2 separate regions of the Homo sapiens genome follow, and region 1 is linked to region 2. A link is a loop called in an ENCODE intact Hi-C map of the cell type or tissue named here. Cell type or tissue: endothelial cell of umbilical vein. All regions are shown on one strand. Links, peaks and the distances in the headings refer to the core of each region. The heading gives the core; the rest is flanking DNA. Region 1 holds the start of RAET1G (retinoic acid early transcript 1G). Region 2 holds the start of UST-AS2 (UST antisense RNA 2).

Evidence for each region. A loop is a pair of places that touch in the nucleus more often than their neighbours do. Peaks named below come from ENCODE experiments on the same cell type or tissue, not always from the same donor. Only the 100,000 strongest peaks of a DNase experiment are listed, where the experiment ranks them.
Region 1: it touches region 2 in a loop (5-fold over the local background); 4 of 110 quality-filtered maps call a loop at or near these places.

The regions. Positions count from the first base shown.
Region 1 is chr6:149,917,307-149,934,008 of GRCh38, forward strand. RAET1G (retinoic acid early transcript 1G) reads right to left here and starts at 5,815. Exons shown (of 5, transcript NM_001001788.4): 1 at 5,620-5,815; 2 at 2,247-2,510; 3 at 1,737-2,018; 4 at 868-1,078. The coding sequence starts at 5,704. RAET1E-AS1 (RAET1E antisense RNA 1) reads left to right here. Exons shown (of 2, transcript NR_045126.1): 2 at 1,881-2,202. RefSeq lists silencers at 1-282, 9,012-9,091 and enhancers at 8,011-8,546, 8,547-9,081. In endothelial cell of umbilical vein, for the core only: CTCF peaks have their summits at 9,086 (motif pointing left) and 12,324 (motif pointing right); DNase peaks (open chromatin) are centred at 5,915 and 9,065; H3K4me3 peaks cover 2,036 bases; H3K27me3 peaks cover 1,107 bases.
Region 2 is chr6:149,020,722-149,032,811 of GRCh38, forward strand. UST (uronyl 2-sulfotransferase) reads left to right here. Exons shown (of 8, transcript NM_005715.3): 7 at 603-760. It overlaps UST-AS2 (UST antisense RNA 2), which reads right to left and starts at 11,940. Exons shown (of 2, transcript NR_134599.1): 1 at 11,804-11,940; 2 at 6,508-7,059. In endothelial cell of umbilical vein, for the core only: CTCF peaks have their summits at 5,987 and 8,309 (motif pointing right); a DNase peak (open chromatin) is centred at 8,320.

The DNA.
Region 1 (16,702 bases), core at 4,636-12,635, 900 kb after region 2:
GTGGTGGAGCAGAGTCTTCTCTAACTCCCCCGGGGAAAGGGAAACTCCTTTTCCCGGTCTGCTAAGTAACAAGTGCCTTCCCAGGCACTGGCGCTACTGCTAGACTGAGGAGCCCACTACTGGCCCTGTCTGGGCATGACAGAGGGCTCACACTCTTGTCTTCTGGTCACTTCTCACCGTGTCCCTTCAGCTCCTGTCTCTGCATGGCCTGGTTTTTCCTGGGTTATAATTGTGGAACAGAGATTATTATAACATTGGAAAAAAGAGTAACACTACAGACTAATGATTGATAATATTCATAGATAATCATGTCTGTATTCTACGTCTAATACAACTATTCTTATTTTAAGTATTTTCTTTATTATACTGGAACAGCTTGTGCCTTCAGTCTCTTGCCTTGGCACCTGGGTGGCTTGCCGCCCACACATATCTCTCTCTTAGCCTCAGAGATGGAATCCCCCTTCCCTTGTCATACCTCATGTAAAGCTACCCTGATGCACCTAACCCAATTAAGAGGACTGCCCATGTCTGAATTCCTGCTGCCTGCAGGCCACACACCCTTCCTGAACAGAAACCTGCTCTGAATCAGGCCTGAACTTGCTAAACCCTCTCAAGCTCAACAGACCCTGAGCCTTGGTATGGCACCACTGCGCCTTTCCCTCTGGCCTTTGATGGTGAGAATCCATCAGAACTCAGGGCAGAGCTGCCCAGGTCATTTCCAACAAGCAACACAAGGTCTCATTCACCTGTCTCATGTTAGGATGAGAAGGTCCCAGCCATAGGGAGTGGGACTCTGGGAATTCTCCATCCCTGTCCTCCCTCCTCACCCACCTGCCCTTTGCTCCACTCCCAATTCTGCCCCCATACCTGTCACTCCAAAGGACTCTCCTCAGCAGCCAGGTAGGATGAAGCAGGGGAGGATGAGGAGGAGGCTGCAGGGACTGAGGGTGGTGGCCATGGCTTTGGGTCAGACTGTGCCTGGAGCATATGAGGAGACACATGATGAGGAGGCAGCAAAGGATGAGGGTGGTGGCCGTGGCCCTGGGTTGGGCTGTGCCTGAGGACATGGTGGGTGGTGCTGAAATGGAAGCACAAGAGTGACAACCCTTGTCCAGGCCCCAAATCTGAGGAGATGCCTCCTCAGCTCCTGCTGACCCAGGTCATCCTGGAAGGCAGAGGTTTTGTCCCCTCTGCTATGGGGCAGCCCCTGGGAGAGTTCCTGGGGTAGGAAGGGAGAGGGGGTGTCCCTTGGCCTCAGGGAGCTCACAGAGCTGCTGAGGGAAGCAAGGTGACAGCAAAGCCCACCCTCCTGCTGTGGCGGAAGAGGAGGTGATGCTCCAGGGTGCGGGAGGGGAGGGTCACGAGGCTGGCCTTGGAGGAGGTTTTGATGGATTTCCAGAAACAGACCAGAGGAGGAAAGGAAAAGTGATTCTCAAGAGGGAACACTAAGGAGAAAGGCCTGAAAATAGTGACACCTGCAGTTTCGAGGCTGGTGAGAAATCCACAGTGTGGGGAACAGAAGCAAGTGCAGTGAGGAAGAGGAGTCAGGAGGGAGAAGGAAGAGGAGGGTGGGAGAGCACAGGCACGCCAGCACCCCCAGGAGGAGCACCCCACGAGGAGGTCATTTTAACATAAACGTGTACACTGGGATGATTGAAGCTGAACTCAAGAATTAGTTTCTTGAGATCCCCATTTCTGATCTCATTGGAGATCCCCATTTCTTTTTCTCCTGTTACCTCCTGCACTTGGCTCCAGGGTGCTGTCCATGCCCATCAAGAAGTCCTCAAGCCATCCTGTGCAGTCTCCCATTGAGATGTAATGGAAGGACATGGTCATATCCTTGTCATTCTCCCACTTTTCTTTCATCTTTCTGGCTCCAGGATGAACCGTTGTCCACATTCTGTTTTCTGAGTCAAAGAGGAGGAAGATCTGTCCATCGAAACTGAGCTGCCAAGATCCACTGCCGTGTCCTTCGGCTTTCTGCTCACAAGACATCCTGGCCTGCAGGGTGAGGGGTTCTGCCCCCATCAAAGAGAGATCAGCTCTGGCCTTGACAGATATTGAGCCCCCATCCTCTTCCACTTGCAATTTCCTGGTCTTACTTGCTCTGCCACATCCTGGCCTTGCCTCTAGACGTCTTGCGGGGTGAGATGACCTTCCTATTTGTATTTTTACATGAAAACTATAAATGCCTCTAACCTACCACTGTATCTGCTCCCTGCTGTCCTGGGCCATCTGAAACTTACCCTTGGGTATGTAATTCTCCAGCTGAATGTCAAGCAGTTGCTCTGTAAGTATGTCCACCACCTCTCTCAGTACTGGGTTCTGTGCTTTCCAGGCCGTTGTGACATTTAGTTTCTTCCCCAGGGGACTGACGGGTGTGACTGTCTTGCTGCCACAGTCATAGTGAAGAAAAGTCTTTTCATCCACCTGGCCTTGAACCGCACACCACCGTGGTCCAGGTCTGAACTTAGGGATGACGGTGATGTCATAGCAAAGAGAGTGAGGGTCTGTGGAGAAAGGCAGGTGAGGGGTGGGTGGGGAGGAAAAGACCCCTAGATACCCCTCCTCCACACTGTGACAATAAGAGGAAGCCTCTGGAGGGCTGGGCTGGCCCAGCAAGGAGTGCCTCCTCCAGAACTGTGGTGTCCACAAGATTAAGGCGAGTGCTCCCCACTTCCATGAGGGCAAAGAGGAGGAGGAGGTCCCTGCCTGCTGAGAAACCACATGTCCCCAGACATGTCCCACTGCCCCTCTGTCCACATCGGTCAACACAGGACCTTGCTAGAGAGGTGCCAGGAGTGCTAGAGGAGGAAGGGCCTGGATGACAGAGGATCTTCAGCAGTAGCCCACGTGGACTGTGGGAGGTGGGACAGGGTGTGGGAGCTGCACCTGAGGATACTGGTGCATGGTGGGACGGAGTGAGGATGGAACCCAGTTGGATAAAGAAGAGTTAATTATCATGGTCACAGGATTTAACACGTTGGCAAAGCCCCTGGTGGTGGTGCTCATCTACTATGAGGATGCCTTCCTGAAACCTTGGACAAAGGGATGGTCCACACAGCAAGAAATAGAAAAATCTGAAAATCTAAGGCAGGCAGTAGACGGAGGGATCACAGGCTCAGAGAAGTGCCCAGGCTGGAGGGGTCTGAGTGTGAAAATCCAGAACAATGTCCATCTGCTGTGCTCATGGGAAGCCTGGAGGACTCCTGTTTACCTGGCATATAAAGAAGGCCCCATGAGAAGGCACCAGAATGGGATGAAGCTCAGGGATGCCTATTGCTGAAGGCCAGGGTTGGGGGTAGGAGATGCTCTTCCTGAAATGGGCTCCCAGTAGTAATGGGATGAAAAATCCCGAAATAACAGATTCCAGGTGGAGGTTGTCAACTGTCAGGAACAAGGAGGGTGCAATGATGGAAATGATTAGAGAAGTCACAATGCCAGCTGGAGACCTCAGTCATACAAAGCTATGCCCATGGCTCATAGAACAAAGGGGTCCAAGATCCAGAAGAGATGGAAACCCAACCTGAATAGTGCTGGATTTAAATAATTACAAGAAACAGAGATAAAACAAATGATGGATGACCAGGAGGCTGAAAGTAGCCAGTCCTTCAAGAACAAGGCTGCTTTGCCTAATTTGCAGAATAAAGCCACTTCTCAGACCGTGAACCCATGACTAGAAGAAGACACCAGTTTCCAGTGAGGAAGGACCCTTTAACCCCGCAACAAGTGCAATGATTCTTTGTGGGCTTCTCCAAACGTATTTATGGCCACTAGAGTTTGCTATGAAGGGCAATTTTGTAAACATGTAAAGGTGTGCAGGGAATATATTCTCCATTGTAACTACTCAGCTCTGCTGTTGAAGCGCAAAGGCAGCCACAGGCAATCCATGAATGAGCGAGGCTGGACCTGCCTTAAGTGCCCAATGACCCAAGACCCCCTAAGATCCTAGAGGTGCATGTGGTTCCAATGTCTAATTGGAGAATCACAACATAGATTCCATGTGAATGTTCAGAGGCAAGGCAACGCCACTCACAGCAAGGAAATCTCAACATTAAAAAGTGTCTCCTGTAGAGTACTGGGCCTTGGCAGAGATGGGGCCTTTAGCCATGGAAGGGCCGTGACCATCCAGCCTCAGAGCTGCCCATTACGGGTGGGCTCCTCACCCTCTAGGTCATTAGGAAGAGAGGTCTGGCAGTGAGAAGACACAGGTGGTTCTCCTGGGATGGGCAGAAGTAGGGCCACAGGGAACCGGGAAGCTGCACAAGCAGTTGGCCCCGATTCCCAGGACACCACGTGGCTGCACCCCCTTACCCTCAGCTTACACCTCAGGTTTCAGGGAAGGTCACTGATGGCCCCCGTGGACCATAGATGCCACTCAGCAGCAAAGGAGGGGAGAGTAGACCCTGAACCATGGGACCCCCACTCCCATCACATCCACACCACCCAGAAGCCACAGGCAAGGTAGGACCACCTTCTACTCTCCAACTGACACCTGAGACACCACTTGGAGATGACACCATAGGGGATGGGGTACTATTTGCTGGTACACTGTAATCCCCTCATCTAGGGTCAGCAACCTAGGACAGGGTCCAAATCTGGTCCCCCCTATTTGAAGGTTGCCATTGCCTGCTGTTGCTCTGCAAAGGGACAGGACTGGACACTGAGACGGAGAACCCAAGGCCTGCAAAGATCACAGGGCATCCTTCCTCCCTTTCTAGAAAGGGTTTGCTGACCCCTGTCTACACACTGACTATTCTCTATGATGCTGGCGCCCCAGTAGGAAGAACAGGCAGGTCTGGGCCCCAAGGGCAGAAGTGGGTGCCTCTACTCACCAGAGTTCCCAGGGTCATCCTGGAGGAAATGGTGCTTCCCATCCCCCCTGCACAGGTTCTGTGGGGAGCTTGGGGTGTGTTTGCTGGGGTGTGTCCTCAGGCAAGAGGCAGAAGGTGTCACGTGGTGTAAGAGGTCGCGAGGGCCCCTTCATGGATGGGGAGACCTCTGGGGTGACCAGCTGGGCTGAGGTGGGGAGTAAGAGGATGTTACCTGGGTGGTGGCAGTGGATGGTGAGGGGAGGGTGGGAAGTGTCTGCTGAGCCGCTGGGTGCAGGTGAGTGTCTACAGGAAAGTGCAGGGAAAAATTCAAGGGCACGCAGCCCTGGGGGTGCTGGAAGGTTTGTGTGGTTGAGAGCGGGTGAGAACAGAGCAGGCTGGTGGCTGGTGGGAGTGTCTGTGATTGTGTCCCTGTGCAACCCCACTTCACCCCTGTCCTGACCCCAGCTCGGATTCTGGGGGCTCTGGTTTCTCCTTCCCGAGGGCGGGTGGGACTGCCGGGCTGCACTAGGGATCCCCGCTCCACGTCGCCCTCTGCAGCCCTCTGGCCCCTCCACTCTCCGGGGGTTCCTTTCCAGCCTCCTCTCTGACCAGCTCCTCCCCTCGGAGGATAAGTAGCCTCTGGGAACGGACCCGGCGGGAAGGAGACGCGGAGGGAAACTGAGCGGGGGCGCAGTCCGGGGTGATCGCACGGGTCCTTCCAGAAGCCTCCCCTCCTCTGAAGCCCACAGTCCACAGCCCCCCACGGTTGGCCTCCGCCCCGCTTAGGCTCCATCCCCGAACTCACCGGCCAGCCCGGTCCTGCACCAGCTGGACAGCAGGAGCAGAAGCGGGAGGCGTAGAAGGAACGCGGGGCTGGCGGCCGCTGCCATTGGGGAGTTGGATCGCAGGGGACAGCAGAAGCGAAGCCCAGCCCGTGGATCACCTGGCGGCTCGCAGGCTGTCTGAATGCAGCCCGTCTGAATGCAGCCCTAAACTCCAGTAAGCCCTAAACTCTAGCACTCCTTCTGCCCCGCCCCTCGGAGGAAACACACCCCCTTTGCTGAGCCGCTAGCCAATCAGGTGTCTCTCAGCCAAGTTGCTCATCCAAGTCTACCCCACTTTCTACTGCAGCGCTCGCGCACTTCCCCCTGCTTCAGCCAGTCAGACTTTGCTGGCTGCCTGCCCGGGACCAGTCCTGCCAAAGGCTTCTTTCCATGACCCCCTCATGTAATCATCACCGCAATTTTTTCATTTTGTATTAATCCAATGTGGATACCGATGCACAGAAAGGTGAAGAAAATGCACAGAAGTGTTCAGCCGCGACAGGGTCTCCCTGTCCTCGCCTGTACCTGCGACACCCGCCTTCCCTCTCCCTGCGTTGCAGAGTGCTCCCAACCCACCGTCCTGTGCGCAGATCCAAGCCCAGTCCCATCCCCGCGGCCTCATCCCAAATCCCGAGTGGACGTGGTTATAGCCTGGGCTAGGTTTGTTTGTTTGGTTGGTTGGTTTTTCTTTCTTTTCTTTTTTTTCTTCGTGACAGAGTCTCGCTCTGCCGCCCAGGCTGGAGTGCAGCGGCGCGATCTGGGTTCGCTGCAACCTCTGCCTCGCGAATTCAAACGATTCTCCTGCTTCAGCCTCCCAAGTAGCTGGGACCACAGGTGCGCGCCACCAAGCCCGGTTAAGTTTTGTATTTCAGTGGGGACGGGGTTTCACCATGTTGCCCAGGCTGGCTTTGGACTCCTGGGCTCAAGTGATCGGCCCGACACGGCCTCTCAAAGTGCTGAGATCACAAGGGTGAGCCACCACGCCTGGCCCGGGGCTAGATTTTATTACAGAAGCACCAGGTCTTCAGAAGCTTCAAAGAAGATATTGTACACTAAACAATTGGTTAAGATAGTAAATTTTATGTTCTACTTTTTTACCAAAATTAAACAGCTTTAAAAATTATCTTAAAAATATGTGTCTTGCTGGGATCTGCCCAATTCGGATTGGCAAAAAGACTCTGCTCATTAAAATCTTTGCATTTTAATGCAAAGCATTGAAAACCTTGTCTCTAAAATCACAACCTGTGAGGCACCTTGCTGATTTAGAAAGCACATCAGAGAGATTGACCCTGAGCTCCCCTTAGAACAGTGCCCCACCAGGTGTGGGGATGGCCCAGGGGACTCAGCAGAGCAGGTTCAAATGAAAGCTCCCCATAGCTACTAACTGCCAGCGCTTGCTTTGGGCCTGTTCCCCCTGGGCAAGGACCAGCCATCCTTCCAAGCCGCGCACAAATACCCCCTCCCATGTGTGTCCCTCATCTTCCCACATGAAGGAACACCCTCCTGCTCCCTGAGGCCTGGATCCACAGTGATGGAGCGTATCCGGATCTCCCTGTGTGACAAATGCTCACACATTTCTTTGCTTCTCTACTAGAAGCATGAGGTCTTTGAGACTATACTAGATCTGTGTACAGCTTTTGAGGGAAAAAAGCCCTAGTGGCCTACTGTTGCTCAATTGGAATGTGATCAATTGTGTTTCCCATGGGAGCAGGAGGCAAGGGAGGGGTCTGTGCGTGCGTGGAGCTCACTTTGCAGTACACCCATCTGTGGCCAACCATTGATGCCTGGATCCATGGCTGCACCCACACCTCTGCTCAGTCCCTGGACGGTCCCTGCGGCCATCCTCAAAAGGAAACCCCAATTGTATCCTTGTCTTAATTATCATGAGGGCATCTGGAAGTGGTGGCAGAAGCCAGAGACAGGTGAGGGTCCCAGTGGTTCCTGGCAGCTGTGAAGGGCTTAGCTTAGGGTGAGGACTGGACAGAGCCCCTGGGTCCCATTCTGCCCCCAGCCACTCAGGCAATATCCTCTTTTCCCCTTCTCTCTCAGCCTCTTCTCACCCTAGGGCTGTACCCAAAGCTCTGAATGAGACTGTCCCTGCCCCGCCCCATCCACTCCTGGTCCAGCTCAGCAGTGACCTTGGAACTCCAGGAGCAGCTCAGTACCCCTGTCTCCGAGTCAGCTCTGCTCCAGGCAGGGCCAGAATCTGGAGTGTGCAGGAGGCCGGATGGCAGGGGCATTGCCCCAGGACTGAGCCGTATTCTGAGGGTTCCCAGAGACCTGACCTCCTACTTGTATACAGTCTTTTCAGTCAGCGTCTGCCTTAAAGGCTGTGACCCAGGCACCTTCCCTGGGAATTAACTCCAGCATTGTCCTCTGGGTCGACACAGTCCTTGGCAGCCTCTCCTTCCTGGGGTTACACCCAGTTCCTCTGCTCTTCTCCAGTGGATGGAATCTCCTTCTCCTTGACACACAGCATCTGGAGCCACCAATCTGCTGCCCCACTCAAATGTGAGGACCGCACATGCCTGAGCTCCTGCTGTCTGCACACCACGCACCGTGGGGGTTCCTTATGACCAGAGACACAGTCTGAAACAGACCTGAATTTGCTAAACCCTCTAGAGCTCGACAGGACCTAAGCCTTGATATGGTTCTGTGTGCTCCTCCCAGGGCGCCCGCTGTCCCCGAGCTCCGGGCCTGAGTGCTGGCTGGCGGAGACCCACAGTGGGTGCCCCGCTCCCGGACGATGCCCCTGGGCTTCCAGATCCAGAGCCTCGGGACGAAACTGTTTCAGGAAGACCCGGAAGGACTCGCCGGTCGCGGCAAGGGACAGGCGGTTCCTGAGACAGGAGGAGCCAGGAAATGCGGGGCCTGGTGGGGTGAGGAGCACGGGGTTCCTCCTTCATCCTCGCGGGGACTTTGCCACCGGCTCAGTGTGGAGGCCTCACCGTCCCGCCCGGATCCGTGGGGCTCCGACAGTGTGGCCCCTGCGAGGACCCCCCCCATCCTCCTCGCCCTGGGGCTGCTGCGGGAGGGCGCCCGGGCAGCACTAGGTCCTGAGTGTCCAGGGTCCGGCAGGGGCTTCCCGTTGTCGCCTCCCTGACCCCGCCGCTTGCGGTCCAGGGCTGCTGGTTTCTCCGCTGGTCTGGGAGGCCCTAGCATGGACGTCGTGAGGCGGAGAAAACCTTGGGATGGGTGGAAAAGAAGGATTGGAGGGAGGGCGGCAGAAAGGGAGAGGAAGGAAACAGGGCCGGAGAACAATGAGAAACCCCCACCACGAAAATGGGGAGAGGGGGACACGCGCACAGCCCCCACACTCCACCGACTCTCCGTCTCCTGCTCTCTGCCCAGTAAGGAACACAGGCCCCACCCCCTCCACCCTCACTGTGTTTGGGATCAGCCATTTCAGCGGGGTGAGGCGTCCCCTTGTGGGTGCGATTGGCATTTCCCTGAGGGCTGTGAACACTGAACACCTTTTCCTGGGCTCACTGCGATTTGCATTCTTCTTCTGATGCCAGCGGGCAAGGGGAGGTCCCCAAACGCCGGTGGGACCTCGACTCCAGCCAGTGTCCAGATTCTTGATATTGCCGGGGAAATTAATTCAAGGACCAGTAGGAAATAGAGAAAGGACGGAGATTTATTGTAAAAGGCAAAGTACACAGTCAAGTAAAGGGAGTGCAGGGGAACTCGAGAGAGAAGCAGGTGCAAGTTTGGGGCTGCCACCTTTCTGGGTTTCTTTAACCAAGGAGTGGAATATTCATGAAAATTCCTGGAAGAAGGTAGAGATTTCTCAGAACTGTGGTGCCCCGCATTTTTACACTAAATATAAGTGTTCTCAGAACTGCTCAGGAGCTGGCTGGTGTGTGTTTAGTATGTTAATCAGCATGTAATGAGGTCCTAGGTGAAACCTAGGTCAAATGCAGGGCCTTGTTGGGTCCAGTCATTCTTAGCCAGCTTGGTCCACATGCTGTTTTTCAGCATCTTATCAGCCCAGAGCCTCTGCACATATTTCAACAGATTCCTTTTGCTAGTCACCTGAAACTGCTGCCCAAAATTTTCTATTCTTTTGAGACCACCGTGTAGTATACCTGTCTTACTTTGGAGAAATGTCTATTCAAATTCCTTGCATATATTTAAATTGGGTTATTTCACTTTATAATGTTGAGTTGCAACATTATATATTATATATAATATATAATTGCAATTATATTTTGTTGCAATATTATATATTCAGAATACCAGTCCCTTACCTGATATATGATTTTTATTTTATTTTTTAAAATTTATTTATTTATTTATTTTTTAATTTTTAAATAATTTTTAAAAATTATACTTTAAGTTCTAGGGTACATGTGCACAACGTGCAGGTTTGTTACGTAGGTATACTTGTGCCATGTTCGGTTGCTGCACCCATCAACTCGTCATTTACATTAGGTATTTCTCCTAATGCTATCCCTCCCCCAGCCCCTCACCTCCCAATAGGGCCCAGTGTGTGATGTTCCCCGCCCTGTGTCCATGTGTTCTCATTGTTCAACTCCCACCTATGAGTGAGAACATGTGGTGTTTGGTTTTCTGTCCTTGTGATAGTTTGCTTAGAATGATCGTTTCCAGCTTAATCCATGTCCCTGCAAAGGACATGAACTCATCCTTTTTTATGGCTGCATAGTAGTCTGTGTTGTATATGTGCCACATTTTCTTAATCCAGTCTATCATTGATGGACAACTCTTTGCTATTGTGAATAGTGCCACAATAAACATATATGTGCATGTGTCTTTACAGTAGCATGATTTATAATCCTTTGGGTATATACCCAGTAATGGGATTGCTGGGTCAAATGGTATTTCTAATTCTAGATCCTTGAGGAATCACCACACTGTCTTCCACAATGGTTTAACTAATTTACACTCCCACCAACAGTGTGAAAGCGTTCCTCTTTCTCCACATCCTCTCCAGCATCTGTTGTTTCCTGACTTTTTAATGATTACCATTCTAACTGGTGTGAGATGGTATCTCATTGCGGTTTTCATATGCATTTCTCTGATGGCCAGTGATGATGACCATTTTTTCGTATGTCTGTTGGCGGCATAAATGTCTTCTTTTGAGAAGTGTCTGTTCATATCCTTTGCCCACTTTTTGATGGGGTTGTTTTTTTTTTCTTGTAAATTTGTTTAAGTTCTCTGTAGATTCTGGATGTTAGCCCTTTGTCAGATGGGTAGATTGCAAAGATTTTCTCCTATTCTGTAGGTTGCCTGTTCACTCTGATGATAGTTTCTTTTGCTGTGCAGAAGCTCTTCAGTTTAATCAGATCCCATTTGTGTACTTTGCCTTTTACTGCCATTGCTTTTAGTGTTTTAGTCATGAAGTCTTTGCCCATGCCTATGTCCTGAATGGTATTGCCTAGGTTTTCTTCTAGGGTTTTTATGGTGTTAGGTCTAACATTTAAGTCTTTAATCCATCTTGAGTTAATTTTTGTATAAGGTATAAGGAAGGGATCCAGTTTCAGCTTTCTACCTATGACCAGCCAGTTTTCTCAGCACCATTTATTAAATAGGGAATCCTTTCCCCATTGCTTGTTTTTGTCAGATCAAAGACCAGATGGTTGTAGTTGTGTAGTGTTATTTCTGAGGCCCCTGTTCTGTTCCATTGGTCTATATATCTGTTTTGGTACCAGTACCATGCTGTTTGGTTACTGTAGCCTTGTAGTATAGTTTGAAGTCAGGTAGAGTGATGCCTCCAGCTTTGTTCTTTTGGCTTAGGATTGTCTTGGCTCTGCAGGCTTTCTTTTGGTTCCATATGAAGTTTAAAGTAGTTTTTCCAATTCTGTGAAGAAAGTCAGTGGTAGCTTGATGGGGATAGCATTGAATCTATAAATTACCTTGGGGAGTATGGCCATTTTCACAATTTCCTATCTATGAGTATGGAATGTTCTTCCATTTGTTTGTGTCCTCTTTTATTTAGTTGAGCAGTGGTTCATAGTTCTCCTTGAAGAGGTCCTTCACATCCCTTGTAAGTTGGATTCCTAGGTATTTTATTCTGTTTGTAGCAATTGTGAATGGGAGTTCACTCATGATTTGGCTCTCTGTTTGTCTATTATTGGTGTAAAGGAATGCTTGTGATTTTTGCATGTTTATTTTGTATCCTGAGACTTTGCTGAAGTTGCTTGTCAACTTTCCGCCAACAACCACACAGTCTGCTCCCACACACTCTCTACCACACAAGCCCTCCAGCACCCCCAGGGTTCTCTGCCCTTGATCTTTCCCCTGCACTTTGCTGCAGACACTCACCTGCACCCAGGGGCTCACCAGACATTTTTCACCCCTCTCCTCACCATTCACTGCCACCACCCAAGTCACATCCTTTAGTTCCCCATCTCAGCCTGGCACTTTTACCCACACAAACCTCACTCACCTCTCCATCCATGAAGGGTCCTCACCACTTTCTCCAGCAACCAGGGGGACCCAGGACCCACTTACCAGGAATCCAGAGTCTTTTTCAGACCCACAGAGGATGATTCTTCTGTGTAGCACTAGGTGAGCCTGACATAATTTAAGTGGTGGTTGGAGGCTGAGGGAACGGCTGAATGAATGAGAGTTGTGGGAGTGAATGGGCTCAGAAGAAAACCCCAGGTGCAGAAGGGGAGCTGCAGTGGATGCTGTAGCCCCCAGAGGCCTGAAGGTGGCGGTACCGTGGTTGGAGACCTCCAGGCTGGGCAGAATTTGGAAATATGTGTAGTCACCTGGGTGCCCACAGAGTTTTTCCAAAGAGGAGAAATTTTGGCTTACAACAGGTATAGAGCTCCATCAGCATAGAATCTTTTAATAAACTTGTTGATCACAGGACAGGAAATTGCTGTCTTCAGCCCATTTGATTGAGACCAGAGTGTACTCAGGACAGAAAAATCCTAACCAGAGCCATTGGCAAGTGAAGGAAAGAAAAGGCGTTCAAATAGGAAAAGAAAAAGTCAAACATGTCTCTTTGCCAGTGATGTGATTCCATACATAGTAAACCCTAAAGACCCTGTCGGAAGGCTCCTGGAACTGACATATCAATTCAGTAAAGTTTCAGGATACAAAATCAATGTACACAATCAAGAGCATTCTTATACACCAATAATATTCTAGCTGAGAATGAAAGCAAGAACACAATCGCATTTACAAAACCAACAAAGAAAAGTAAATGCCTAATAGTTAATCTAACCAAAGAGATGAAAGATCTTTCCAAGAAAACTACAAAACGTGGCTGAAAAAAAATCAGAGACAACACAAATAAGTGGAAAAAATATTTCATGCTCATGGGTTGGGAGAATCGATATAGGCAAAATGGCAATACTTCCAAAAGCAATTTATAGATCCAACGCTATCCCTATCAAAATACCAATGTCATTTTTCACAGAAAAATCTAACCTAAAAATTATTGGGAATTTAAAAAGAGCCCAAATAGCCAAAACAATCATAAGCAAAAAGAACAAAGCCAGAGACATCACATTGCCCGACTTCAAACTATAATATAAGGCTACAGTGATCAAAACAGAATGGTACTGGTACAAAAATAGACACTTAGATCAGTGGAACAGAATAGAGAACTCAGAAAGAAACCTTCACACCTACAGCCATCTAACCTTCAACAAAATCAACAAAAATAAGCAATGGGGAAAGACTCCCCATTCAACAAATGGTACTGGGATATCCATGTGCAGAAGAATGAAACTGAACCTCTACATTTCACCATATATGTAAAATAACTTGATATGGATTAAAGATTTAAATGTAAGTCCTAAAACTATAAAAATTCTGGAAAATAACCTAGGAAATACCACTCTGGACGTAGGGCCTGGCGAAGATTTCATGATGAAGACAGCCAAAGCAATTGCAACCAAAACTGAAAATTGCCAAATGGGACTTCATTAAACTGAAGAGCTTCTGCACAGCAAAAGAAACTAGGAACACAGTCAACAGTCTATAAAATGGGAGAAATGTCTGCAAACTATGCATCTGACAAGCGTCGAATATGCACAATCTACAAGGAAATTAAACAATTAAACAAGCAAGAACAAAAAACCCAGTTAAAAAATAAGCAAAGAACGTGAACAGACACTTTTCAAAAGAAGACCTACAAGTGGCCAAGAAACATGAAATAATGCTCAATATGAGCAATCATCAGAGAAATGCAGATCAAAACCACAGTGAGGTACCATCCCATACCCATCAAAATGGCTATCCTTAAAATTTCAAAAAAACCACAGATATTGGTGAGGCTGAGAAGAAAAGGGAACACTTAGACACTTTTGCTGAAAAGGCAAAGTAGTACTAGTTCAGCCACTATGGAAAGCAGTTTGGAGATTTCTCAAAGAACCAAAAATAGAACTACCATTTGACCCAGCAATTCCACTGCTGGGGATATACTTAAAGGAGAATAATTTATTCAGTCCAATAGGCCCGTATGTTCATTGCAGTGCTATTCTCACTAGCAAGGACACAGAATCAATCTAAGTGCCCAGGAGCAGTGGACTGAATGAAGAAAACCTGGTACATATGGACCATGGAAATCCATGCAGCCATGAAACACAACAAAGTCAAGTTCTTTTCAGCAACATGGTTGGAATTGGAGGCCATTATCCTAGGTGACCTAACACAAGAACAGGCAACTGCACACCGCAGGTTCCCGTTTATAAGTGGGAGCTAAACATTAAATACACATGAATGTAAAGATGGGAACCACAGACACTGGAGATCACTAGACAGGGGAGTGGGGAGGGGCACGTGGGCTGAAGAACCACCCACTGGGTATGATGCTTACTGTCTGGGATTATTGGGACCCCAAGCCGCAGCCTCCCACAATTGACCCATGTAACAAACCTGCACGTGTACTCTTTATAATAAAAGTTGAAAATAAAAATGAATAAATATGATGGCGAGGATGTGGAGAAATAAGAGCTCTTCTACACTGTTGGTGGGAGTGTAAATTAGTTCAACCATTGTGGAAGACAGTGTGGTGATTCGTCAAGAATCTAGAACGAGTAATACCGTTTGACACAGCAATCCCATTACTGGGTGTATACCCAAAGGATCATAAATCATTCTACTATAAAAACACATACACAGGTATGTTTATTGCAGCACTATTTACAATAGCAAAGACTTGGAACCAACCTGAATGGCTATCAATAATAGACCAGATAAAGAAAACGTGGCACATATATACCAGGCAATAGTATGCAGCCATAAAAAAGAATGAATTCAGGCCGGGCGCGGTGGCTCACGCCTGTACTACCAGCACTTTGGGAGGCCAAGGCGGGCAGATCACGAGGTCAGGAGATCAAGACAATCCTGGATAACACGGCAAAACCCCGTCTCTACTAAAAATACAAAAAATAGACGGGTTTGGTGGCAGGCACCTATAGTCCCAGTTACTCGGGAGGCTGAGGCAGGAGAATGGCGTGAACCTAGGAGGCAGAACTTGCAGTGAGCCGAGATTGCGCCACTGCATTCCAGCCTGGGTGACAGAGTGGTGAGACTCCATCTCAAAAAAAAAAAAAAAAAAAAAAAAAAGAATGAGTTCATGTCCTTTGCAGGGACATGAATGAAGCTGGAAACCATCATTCTCAGCAAACTAACACAGGAACAGAAAACCGAATGTTCTCACTCATAAGCGGGAGTTGACCAATGAGAACACATGGACACAGGGAGGAGAACATCACACACCGGGGCCTGTCAGGGGGTTGGGGGCAAGGGGAGAGAGAGCATTAGGACAAATACCTAATGCATGTGGGGCTTAAAACCTAGGTGATGGATTGATAGGTGCAGTAAACCACCATGGCAGATGTATACCTATGTAACAAACCTGCGCATTCTGCACATGTATCCAATAACTTAAAGTAAAATTTAAAAATAAAAATGAATAAACAAATTGACACGAGGCAAAAAAAAGTGGGTTTAACTGACACAGGCAAGAGAGAACTCTGCACTATAAACTCTAACCCTGCCCTAGAAAAATAAACTCTAGTCATTTAAAATAATTATAAGGTGTATGATCATAATTTTATAAAAATTGAAGATGATTCTACTAAAACCCTAACATTAAACTGTGCATAATGGAATTTCAGATGATTTCCACCTTGTTCTTTATTCCTTTTTTGTTCCATTTTCAAGTGACCTTTTTTGTTTATCCTCAGGAACTCATTGCTCCCAGCTGTCCCCTTCTGTACCCACCCTCTCCTTTTCCAGGGTCCGCCCCAGCCCTTCCTCTGACCTGAAACTATGGCTTCCTTGGCACTGAAGGCACAGGAGCTGCATTCAGCCTCGGGAGAGAGTAGGACAAGGGCAGGTAGTGGAGGTGGTCTTGGCGCAAACGAATCTAACAGCGCCCAGTCTCCATTGCAGATGGCTGCATTTCTCCACATGTTATCTACAAGCAAACCAAACTTACCCCTTTCCTGATTGGTTTCTCACTCTGCCCAACTCCTACTTGAAAATTCATATTCTTCCACCTAACATTTCTTTCTACTTCTTGTCTTCACAATATATTCTGATTTATTGTGCCCAGGAAACACTGGTCTACACCACATCCTAAGTTACCATCTAAAGTGTAGTGAACAAATGGACAGGAAAGAGGCCGCTGCCCCACTCACTGCCTCTCATTTATTCACTCACAGGGTAAGTACAGCCTCAGAACCAACAGTGAGCTGTGCTGTGGATACTTCTCTGAGGAAAACAGACAAAATCCGTGCTCCAGTGGGGACAGCAGGTGAACGTAATGAGCAGGTGCATTGCATCAGGTGTAGGAAAGTGACAGATGATTCAGGTGGTGGGGAGCAAGGTAATGGAGAGGAAGAGTGGGAAGGGAGTCTCCAGGTCCTCAACAGGCTAAACAGGAAGGACTCCCAAAAAAGTAACATGTGTGTCCTGGCTTCATGCCTTCCTGCAGGAGGCAGAGCCCATGAAATGTACTGGAGTGGTCCAGGGAAAATCCAGAAGGTGCCTTTGTAACATTTTCAAGACAACCCTATAAAAAAAGAGTACCCAAGAATGTATTCGTTAAGTAGTCAGGAGCAAACAATAAATATT
Region 2 (12,090 bases), core at 4,091-12,090:
AGTGTCAGTTCAGAGAGCTGGCCTACAAATCAGCTCTCTGATTTTTACAAATTAGGCTGTTTTCCTTCTGCAATCTAGACAAACAAAATAAAACAAAACAAAAATCCAAAGATTCCTCTTTAACTCTTCCAAAGAATAAGATGATTAATAGGCATGACCTGACAGCTCTTTTGAGTTCTACATAAATACTATGTCGGTAAGTTTCATATTTCAAAACTCCTAAATTCATTTAATTGGTTCAGTTTGGTCCTCCTATTAAAAAACCATTCTACTCACCCCTTGATTAGTATTTGTTAGAACCTAACTGCTTGTGCCTGCATTCATTCGTCCACAATACTTAGGCAGGGCCTCTGAATTCAAGGCCCTGGGCTTGGCATGAAGCATGGATGAAAGTGACAGAGAAGGAATGGTGAGCAGGGCAGGACACCAGTTGGAAGGACTGGGAAGGCCCTGGATGGGGCTACATCTGGGCTGGTCCTTGAGGGAAACAGGATTTGGACTTATGCAAGTGAAGGTGGGAGGTAGAGGGGGTAAACTCTCAGCATCTTGCTGCATTTCAAATATGAATGTCTGATTTTAAATAAATTTTTATATCCATAAAGGGAGCCTGGTGAATGGGCCCTTGAGAGAGCAAAGCTGAACGTGAATGAAAACTTCCTGCTCGTGGGGATTCTTGAAGAGTTGGAAGATGTGCTGCTGTTACTGGAAAGATTTTTACCTCATTACTTCAAGGGCGTGCTCAGTATCTACAAAGACCCAGGTAACTTCATTTGTAAGCAAGCTCTTCTCCATGAGAGGTCTGTGTCCAGGGCTACTCACCTTGAAAAGGCCTCAGGAAATAAAGGAGTGAAATGATCTCTTCTGATGACAAAGGGCAGTTAGTTCCCTGGGCTTGCAAAGGAAAGTTAGAACCAGGAGCTGCAGATGCCAAAATCTTGAGCTTCATGTTCAGACATAAAAGCACCATGTTCCAAAGGCTTAATGGCTCCATTTCTCCCTATGGAAACTGAAATTGGCAACATTCTCCATCAGCCTTGTCTTGAGCATGTTGCTGGAAACTGAAACTGGCAACATTTTCCATCAGCCTTGTCTTGAGCATGTTGTTGGGGTGGGTACAAATGAATCCGTGTGTGTGCACCTGGACTCCATTGATGGAAACATGCGTGAGTATGAAAGAGCCATCCTTGTGATGAATTCTCTCTGGCCCAACTTCCATTTGATAAAAGCACTCTAGTGTATCAAATCCTGACAGTGGAATAGATAGAGCAGCAAATTGAAAATACAATTATGATTTTATCCTAACAAACCGAGTGGTCCCCAAATAGCAGCAAGAAATAGAATGTGGCAAAGCAATTACAAGGGCTGCCTGTGGTATCATCGTAAGTATAATTACTTTCAGAAATCCATCATTTATTTTTTCATTGTCATTTTATCCAAAGAGAAAGACAAACAACGTTGTTTGTTTTTTCCTATTCTCCTTAATCTACTGCTGTGACAACAAGCCTTGAATACACATTCAGTGATCTGTTTATTGTTCTGTTTTGTTGTCCTGAGATGGAAGAAGGCATTCTGCCCTGTAGAAATAAGCAGCAGATAGGCCCGGTGCGGTGGCTCATGCCTATAATCCCAGCATTTTGGGAGGCCGAGGCAGGTGGATCACCTGACGTCAGGAGTTCGAGACCAGCCTGGCCAACACGGAGAAACCCTGTCTCTACTAAAAATACAACAATTAGCCAGGTGTGTTGGTGGGAGCCTGTAATTCCAGCTACTCGGGAGGCTGAGGCAGGAGAATCGCTTGAACCTGGGAGGTGGAGGTTGCAGTGAGCCAAGATCGCGCCACTGCACTCCAGCCTAGGCGACAAGAGCGAAACTTCATCTCAAAAAAAAGAAAGAAAGAAAGAAGGAAGCAGCAGATGAAAGCTCCCCAAATGCAGTCTGCTGCCTCACATTCCACAGGGTTCCCGAACCCCACCTGCATCACTGGTAGGTCCCAAGGCCCAGGGAAACTGGTCTTTGCCCAGAGAGCCCTGGATCCCGTTGCACAAGGTCAAGGTGGCCCTACCACCATCAGGGACTTGCTGAAGGAAGGTGGATAGTTGGTGGAGGCTGCCTTAGCCTCCCAGCTCTCATTAGAGTTCAAATCCCATTTACCTGAGTGGGGTTGTGAAACTAGGATTTCCTTTGTCTTTTCAACAACAAGCCATTTAAAGAGTTTATAGAATTTTAATGTAAAGAGTTTGATGTGACTGATTTTTATTTCTAGAAGACAACATAAACTCCGTTCTTTGTGCAAGGAGAGGTCTTATCCTAAATTAGACTCCTTTGAAGAAGAAAGGTTTATGTTAATCATTTTCTCCTTTTGGCTTTATCTTGTTCTATGGTGTGTGTGTGTGTGTGTGTGTGTGTGTGTGTGTGTGTGTGTGTGTGTGGTGTGGTGTGGTGTGTGGTGTGTGTGTGTCTAATACACAGTCTGAGATAAAGGGCAAACTAAATCCTGGTGACACATAAGATGAACACTCTCCATAAAAGATATTATGGCTTCCAACTTTGTTACTGTCTGCTCAGTCATTTGCTCTGAGAGAGATCAGCTGCTATGGATGAAGAGAGGTTCACATAGTGAGGAACTGAGACCTCAGACCAAGAGCCACGTGTGTGAGCCATCTTGGGAGCAGCTACTATGACCCCAGTCAAGCCTTCAGATAACTGCAGCCCCAACCAACATGTTAATGGCTGTCTCATGAGAGATCCCAAGCCAGGACCACCCAACTAAGCTACCCCTGAATTTCTGACCCTCAGAGCCAGTGTACGAAATAAATGTATGTGTTTTTATTTTATTAATATTGTTTATTTTAATGAGCACTCTCTTGTCCCAGCATTTGGGAGGAGGAGCCAACGTGAGAGTCCTCTTCCAGTTACATCACCATCCATCCTGAGGTCTGGAACACACACCATTCACAGGATGCAAAACCCAGCACAGGGGTTGTGGACCTGAGAACCTAGATGAGGGTATTTTTATCTTCATGCTTTTGAATACAGATAAACCACCTATAAAAAGCTTAGCCCAGAGGACCCACTTAGTGGCTCTTGTCGTGGTATATCATATTGACTTCCTATTTTCTCCATTTAAATATGTGTCTTCTCAGAAATTATGGGCCTTTATTCCGTGATCTGAAAGTTCGTTAATTCAAGGAGAAAAGATTTCTGAAAACCAAGTTACTATTAACTCTTTTACCTTCAGCCATGATCTTTCCACCTATAAATTAAAGATTATTTTTCCCTCAGAGTTTGGCATAGTAAATATCTCAAAGAGAATAAAGGACATCTGGTTTTCCTGTGTAGTGGGATGAAAGGTTTCCATAAGCCAGGCCACTTGGCCAGTCCACGTGGTCCAGCTGGACTAGCGGTTAAAACAGTGAAACACTTCTATACGGCCTTCAGGGTGCACCTGCCAGCCTGGCTGCCCGTCCTTGTTACCCCCGCCTTTTCCAACAGTGATGTAACGGAAGGACTAATTCATGGCACAAGAGGGATCTTCAGGACCCCGGGCCAGTGTCACACTCAGTGACTGTTCTGAGTTCAGTTCTTGAGTGGAGCTGGTTGTCAAATACTTTAAATATCACCCTAGCATAACTCTCTCAGCTGCCACACATTATATGCCCAATAAAATGAACCTTTGAGTTGTTGCTTCAGTAACTTCTACTGTGTTTTGTGTTCTCTTGGGCATCTTCTTGTGATATGTTTCTATGGTAACATTGAAGACCAAGCTAGTCCACAGTTCCTCTATCCCAACAAGTTTCCGTGTCCCCTGAGGCAGAGGACAAGAGATCAACACACACTCCTGGCCAGTTTCTCAATATATTTTAGCCTCAGGGAAGACTTAGCACCCATATTGTTTTCTCATCACCACAACTGAGTTGGTGTCAAGTAGGTTAAAGAAAGAATAGCTGCAAGTTTCTAGTTACTTCACCATCTCATCTTTGTATTTTTAGTCTAAGTTCATGTCTTAGGGCATACTAAAATCATTACTCTTTCCCTTTATTGAAGAGTTTGATAACTGAGTAGATTAGAGAACAGAGAGAAGAAAAGCTAAAATCTAAGATACTGATTTAAGGGATCTAGTGACCCTTAACTCATTGTAGATTAACTAACCATCTGAAGAGCTGAATTAAGATGCAAAAACACCACTGGCCATTTTTCTTTGGTGTTTGTCCTGTTATTGAAAAACAAAAACAAAAAAAAAAATAGGAGTTTGCTGACTTCTGGTAACTCCTCTCTAGCAATACTAAAAATATGTATACCAGTCTCATTACAGAAGAAAAAACACTAATAGCAATGACTCTTTGGAGAGCTAGTAAAAATCGTAATGTCTGTTAGTCATATGGGTTGTCACTTATTTCAGATTGAAATGATATTCATTGATTCTTTCAAATCAATACTACCTGTCCCAATAACTCACCATTTAGACAGGTTAATAACCTTTCTCAATAACAGCGTAACTGTCTTTTCTTCTGTTCCTTTCTTGTAGAAATATATGCTGACATCAAGTAAATTTGTCTCCTACCAAAAATATTGGAGAAACTTAGCCTTTAGAACTTTTTTTAAACAGTCATTTTATGTTAATATTTGCATTTTATGGAGACAGAATAGAGTATCTCAGAAGCTTAGGATAGTAAGTACTTGAGATGAAATAAAAATTAGAGTTTTAGCAAGATGGATAACCAAGAGAATATGCTTGGTATTTCTTCCAGCCGGTGCGCAGCTGCTGATATTAGGACAAGTACTGTGGAGTGGGCATTCAGAAAACACTGCTCAATCCTGACCATGAGTTTGAATTAGGGAGCACCAAGGCCCCAGCAGGTTTACTCGGTAGAAGCAACCTCACTGGTTGAACATATACATAATTATTACATATGATCACATATGTCATCTTATACATAATTATTTTTTATTGATTAATCCTTATTATGTTTGTTTATTACTTATCACCTTTTAAAAATGAGAAACTGAGGCCAGGTATAGTGACTTGCACCTGTAATCCTACCATTTTGGGAAGCCAAGGCAGACAGATCACTTGAGGCTAGGAGTTTGAGACTAGCCTGAGCAACATAGCAAAAGCTCGTCTCTACTAAAAATACAAAAAAAAAAGTCCAGGCGTGGTGGCTCACACCTGTAATCCCAGCACTTTGGGAGGCCAAGGTGGGTGGATCACGAGGTCAGGAGTTCAAGACCAGCCTGGCCAACATAGTGAAACCCCATCTCTACTAAAAATACAAAAAATCAACTGGGCATGGTGGCAGGTGCCTGTAATCCCAGCTACTCTGGAGGCTGAGACAGGAGAATTGCTTGAACCTGGGAGGCAGAGGTTGCAGTGAGCAGAGATTGCACCACTGCACTCCAGCCTAGGTGACAGTGTGAGACTCCATCTAAAAAAAAAAAAAAAAAAAACAGGCCTGATGGCATGTGCCTGTGGTCCCAGCTACTGGGCAGGCTGAAGTGGGAGGATCACCTGAGCCTTGGGGAGGTCGAGGCTGCAGTGAGCTATGATGATCGCACCCATTGCACTCTAGCCTAGGTGACAGAGCAAGACCTTGTTTCAAAAATAAAATAAAAGTAAAAATGAGAAACTGAAGCCAGCCCAGAGAAGTTGAGAGAATGATCCATAGTCATCCACAAAAATGTGTAAGTAAGGGGCAAGACTCACATATTTCTGAGCAGTGAATATTAATGTATTTCTGAACACTTTTTCTCCTTAACTCTTAAAGACATGCTGTGAGCCATCAGTATTTTTCTAGTCATAATTTTTAGGAGCTAAAATCTCAGTGGTGGTAAGGGCCAAAATAAATAAGCACATGAAAGACAAGGAACATGTGAATATGTGTAATAGGAACAGTCATATGAGCATCCCTCTATAAACCCTTGACTTGGCAAATAACCGAGCTGTTCTGGTTCAATAGCGCCACCTAGCATCCAGACATAGAACTCTATGACCTAATATTAACCCATTACCTTCTCCCTTCCTAGCGACTTGAAAACTCATGTGTCCAATCCTTTTACTTTGTGTTTTAAATACTTTCCATGACTAGCACTACATTAGTATTCATTTTCAACACGTTTCCATTACAAATGTAAACACTGGAGCCACAGTAGGGAATTTACTAGACTTTTGTGGGCTGCCTTAAGAATATGGTCACCAACTATTACAAAGGAAAAATATGTAACAAATTCCAAACGAGTGACTTAAATCCTAACTTTGAGGATTTAAGTTCATTTATAAGCTAAGTGCTTTGTTTGGAATATTTATACTTAAATAGTTTTATAAACAATCACAGAGTACACATTTAAATATTATGCTTTTTTTTTTTACTATGCATGAATGATAAATTAGACCTCCCATTAGAAGGATGGTAGTGTGCTCACTGATTTCATTGACGTTGCAGTTTTCAATTTTGAGGATATTTGCTAGAAAATGATAACAAATATGTAGAAGAAAACTTTTAAATACTATGCTACAGAAATAATTCAAATTTTAATCCATCAATAAAAATATCAGCCTGAGTTCTATACTAAATAATAAAAGCTTGGCCTATTTATAATAAAGAACAGTTATTCTTTAAGGAAAGGACATTGAGTTGGGAGTTAGGAGGAACTTCTAGTTCTTTGTCTGCCATGGGTCTGCCCATATGACCAGGGGCAAATCCAGTTTTCAAGTGGATGGTCTTTAAGATCTTATTATTCTAATACCAGTGTATCATGTAGAATGTTTTAAGGCTGCTTGTTCTGTCTTTTGTTACTTAGCACAATTATGGGGTGCTTTTACCCCCTCAAAAATATTCCTAGGCAGTCCCCATTGCCTTAGTAATCCTCAAGTTTAGTTGTGGGGGTGGTCTCCACCTCTTCGTGTCCTCTAGGACAGGATGAAATCCTAGCTGGAGAGTTCCTCCTTCAGAATGTGTTCTTCCCTGGAGCTGCTGATGCTCAAGTGATCAAGACAGGGGTCCCAACTCCAACTCTCTGGTCACAATTTCCATCCCTCTCTCTTCATAACACACACACACACACCTGTGGAGAAGACAGTATGTCATAATGCAGTCAAATGCTCTACCACTGAGTTATCCCCCCATCTTTTTTTTTTTTTTTTTGAGACAGAGTTTCACTTTTGTTGTCCAGGCTGGAATGCAATGGCACGATCTCGGCTCACTGCAACCTCTGCCTCCTGGGTTCAGGCCATTCTCCTGCCTCAGCTTCCCAAGCAGCTGGGATTACAGGCTCCCACTACCATGCCCAGCTAATTTTTGTATTTTTGGTAGAGACGGGATTTCACCATGTTCATCAGGCTGGTCTTGAACTCCTGACCTCAGGTGAGCCACCTGCCTCGGCCTCCGAAAGTGCTGGGATTACTGGCGTGATCCACCGCGCCCGGCCTAGTATGTCATAATGATTAGAGCACAGGCTCTGAGATAGATAGCCCGCATGCTAGACCCCCTCCTCCACTTAACTGCATAACCAGAGGCAAGGTATAGCCCCTCTAAGCCTCAGTTTCCCCATCTGGATAAGATGCATAAATAATCTTATGTACTTCATAGGTTCTTGTGAGTCTTGCATGATCAATCCATGTAGAGTCCTTAGCCCAGCCTTACTATATGGTGAGTGTTCAGTAATTAGCCTGCCCACCAAGCCCATCACAGGAGAGACAGGGCTGTCCCTGAGAGAAACTGGACTGGAGGTTCTCTTTGTAACTTCTAGGTGAAAGAAAGAGGAAAAAATTGGAAGGAACAAATGAAGGAAATGATTATCCTTGACCTGTTTCACCAGTTACAGCTGATACATTACAAGGAAATCTCATGCCTTTAAGAAACAATATTTCTGTATTACTGACTTGGGCAGAGAGGAACGAACAATTATATTCCAGTCAATAGCCTGTTCCAGAAACAATTGCAAGGAATAAGTTAAGTGGAAATATTACTACAGTGACATGCTAAGGGGCTGGAAGACACACATAATCCAAGTTAATGAGGTTTTTATGCCTGAACTCTTACCAGAAATATTAGGGAGCTAAGACTTTTCACTAAATGAAACCCACTGTTGAGACGTTATTGGGGCCAACTACCCTTAACTTATGCTGAATATTGAATTTTGCTGACTGTTATATTCCATGTTATTTAATAGACATAGAATGATAATAGAGTTTTTTTAAGTAAGATTCCTAAGATTCAGCTCTTGAAAAACTGTTTTCCATGTGCAGAATTACGTACTTCAGAACACTAAATTAATGAATTAATAACCTTTGTCCAGCAGGTGGCGATGTCTCTCCATTTTCTCAAGAAAGTGCACTAGGTTCCCTAATAGACTTTGCTCTGCAGACGGGAGTTTACATAACGCTTGAACACAGATGTACAATTATGTCCAATTTGAGGCCTAAAAATGAGATTTTTGGATATGAAAAGGATTCCAAGTCCAATTGATTGCAGTAGTTCAAACTGCACTTTATGAAAGCCAGTGGAGACTAGGGGAAGAGGGTGGAGTTTTGCAATCAAATAAGTTTATGTGAGTTAAAAGTATATACATGTATATCTAAATTATATATAAAGTATATGTAATATATAATGTATATATTGTACGTTATATATTATATATAAATTATATGTAATATATAATGTATATATTGTATGTTATATATTATATATAAAATATATACATTATATTGTATACATTATATTATATTATATTATATATACATTATATATTATATATATAATGTATATATAATATATAATGTATATATTATATAGATACACCACTAACTCTGGCTTTAGTTTTAAAAACTAACATTTTAGAAAGCCTGAATTAAACAAATTCTCTCTTTCATTTTTAATTTCCATTTTTATTTTCCACTTCTATTGCTTCTGTGCTGCAGCAAAACTCAAAAATATTCTGGAAACTCCCAAGTATACAATGATGGTTAGGAGGAATTCAGATTAGCTATTTTTAGAAGGCAATTAAGTTGTTTTTAAAAACTCAGTTTTCATTGATGAAAACAGGACTCCAATTTGCTATTGGTTCATTTACCATCGATATTCTCTATAAAGATTTTTTTTTCACCAGCCATGTCCCAGGCTCAGATCCTAATAATGTCAGCACTGGATCTTGTGTGTGTGTGTGTGTGTGTGTGTGTGTGTGTGTGTGTGTGTGGTGTGTGCACCTACCCATGTTCAAACAACTAGACTCCTTATTATATAGCACTCATACATGATGCAATCATCTTAAGATCACAAAATCAGTAAGTTTCTAAGTCATAATTACTTGTATAACAATATGCAGTTATAAAACACTTTCATATAGATGATCTCATTTGATTCTTACACAAATCCCCTGAAGTTGAGGAAGACAATTTTTTTTTCTCATTTTCTAAACAAGGAAACCAAGGCTCAAAGAGGCTGAACAACTTGCTCACAGTCTCGCCAAGTCCTAAGGGACAGCACTGACATTCACGCTTCTGTCCCCAGGCCCATCACAAAACATAAATCTGTGATTCCTCTAAAACTCTTCTTTATATTTAATCATTAATTCAGAAGTTAGTGAGTACTAAGCATTCATAGTATGTATTGCCATTAAAGGCAAGAGCTTAAAAATAAAATCTAGGCTGGGCACTGTGGCTTATACCTGTAACCCCAGCACCTTGGGAGGCCAAGGCAGGAGGATCACTTGAGCCTAGGAATTCAAGACCAGCCTGAGCAACAGCAAGATCCTGTTTCTACCAAAAAAAAAAAATTAAAATTAAATATATAGTTTATCTCTGTCCAACGTATCTGTCTGTTCACTAAGAAACATGAGTTTAGGAATCATCATAGATGATTGTTTTTAAAAACTCAATTATCATTGATGAAAACAGGACTTCAATTTGCTATTGGTTCATTTACCATCGATATTCTCTATAAAGATTTTTTTTTTCAGCAGCCATGTCCCAGGCTCAGATCCTAATAATGTCAGCACTGGATCTTGTGTGTGTGTTACCTTAACACACACACAAGATGTGTTATCTTAAGCCAGTGTGTTATCTTAAGCCAGTACGAGGCAATACACACAGAAAAAAATAATTTTGAGAATAGATCTGTTTGACAACACCTGACGTCTTTCCAGTGGGGGTTGCGGGGACGTAGGGAATAGCAGTGCAAGGTCTTTAAGATAGTGTCTAAAAATCTAAGCTGGGCTGGGCATGCTGGCTCATGCCTGTAATCTCAACATTTTGTTAAGCCAAGGCAGGTGGATCACAAGGTCAGGAGTTCGAGACCAGCCTGGCCAACATGGTGAAACCCCATCTCTACTAAAAATACAAAAATTAGCCAGGCATGGCAACACATGCCTGTAATCCCAGCTACTCAGGAGGCTGAGGCAGGAGAATTGCCTGAACCCGGAAGGTGGAGGTTGCAGTGAGCTGAGATCGAGCCATTGCACTCTAGCCTGGGCCACAGAGCAAGACTCATCTCAAAAAAAAAAAAAAAAAAGTCTAAGCTGAAGGCATATAACTGGTTCAGCTGTAGCTACTGGGCAAATAGTTCATTAAAAATGAACACATAATGTAAACCCCTTTAACTTCTAAACACTTGTGATTTTTTTTAGTGAACATTTTTCTGAGGGGAACTGTATAACCACAGGCTGATAACATCATTCAGTTTACAGAAACATCACCAATTCACAAGAATTCAGCCTCTAGGCTTGTTTAATTTACTTTATGAAAGCTTAAATTGCAGCATAATATATGTGCGTTTGGCCTATTTCAACTATTACTCTTTGTTTTATTGGAAAACATGTTTTACTCTTGCTTACTGATTTGTTCTTGCGTTGGGATCATCTCTCCTCCAGGAGAAAGCATTTCCAATTTTATTATGAAAGATTAACAGGAAAATAGAACTTCCTTCACAGACATTGATGTTCTAGGAATAACTTTACAAAAATATTTCTCTTCTCTGAAAACTAATATTTAAATAGGTGTAATCTGAAACTACCAGAAAAATTCAACAAACACCTCCAGCAAATAAATAGCTGAGTGTCTGTGATGTCCCTTTCCTGGGGAAGGGCAGTATAAAGATGAAAATCTTGTCTAGCTGGAAGGCCGTCACTAACAGGGCTGGGGCGCATAACCCTGTGGAGACATTTGTGCCCGGCCTTAAAGGGTGCGTAGGAGTTTGCCAAGTGGACGTGGAAGGAGGCATTTTAATAAGAGGAAAATAACATGATTGGAAGCGTGGAGGTGAGAAAGCATAGAAGCACTCAGAGTGAGGAGAGCTGGGGCTTGGGCCAGCCCACGTCAGCCCCTGCCTGCGGACCCAGCCTCTTGGAGCCAGGCTCACTCACCCTGCCTTTAAGACGGCCCTACCAGAGGCAGGAGAAGGATCCGCAGCCTCAGCTTTCTGTGGCGCAACCTGGCACTGAGTCACTCATACCAATCTCAGCGCCAGTGGCCAAGCCGCTGCTGCCGGAGGGCCTGTGTCACCCTCCCCCCGTTTCCCTGCCCTCTTCCCATCCTACCACCACCCAAGCTCCCTGGCTTCCTAACAGTGTGGCAGGGATCCTCCCAGGCCCCCATCCTCCTCCAGCCTGAGTTCTTCCTCCCTGCTGTCTTCCCAGTCTTCCCCACTAAGATCCCACCACCCTTCAGACCCGGGCTCACACCAGCTCCTGCTGGCCCCATGTGCCTCGCACCGAATACAGGAGGTCGCACACTGCATCCCCAGACACCAAGTACTGCCCTGCTTGACCACCTATGTTCCCCTGGGCCCACCAGCATGGACTCTCCTTCTGTTACCAGTCACTGCCTGATCCAGGCATGAGCTGCCTGTGTCCCCCGACATCATCCTCCTGGCACCATCCTCTGCTCTTCCTGGCCTTCTTCACTGGGAGCCTTCGGGATCATCCCTCCAGATCAAGTTCTTCCAGCCCCACCTCCCTCCCACCCTGTGCACCCAGGGAAATTCATCTCTTCTGGGTCCCAACCTTGGCCTCGGGAGAGCCCCAGATGCCCCCCTCTGTGTCTACCCCAGTTACTCAGTGTGGTCAGACTTGGGGGTTGTACAGTTTTCTGTCTCATGATTC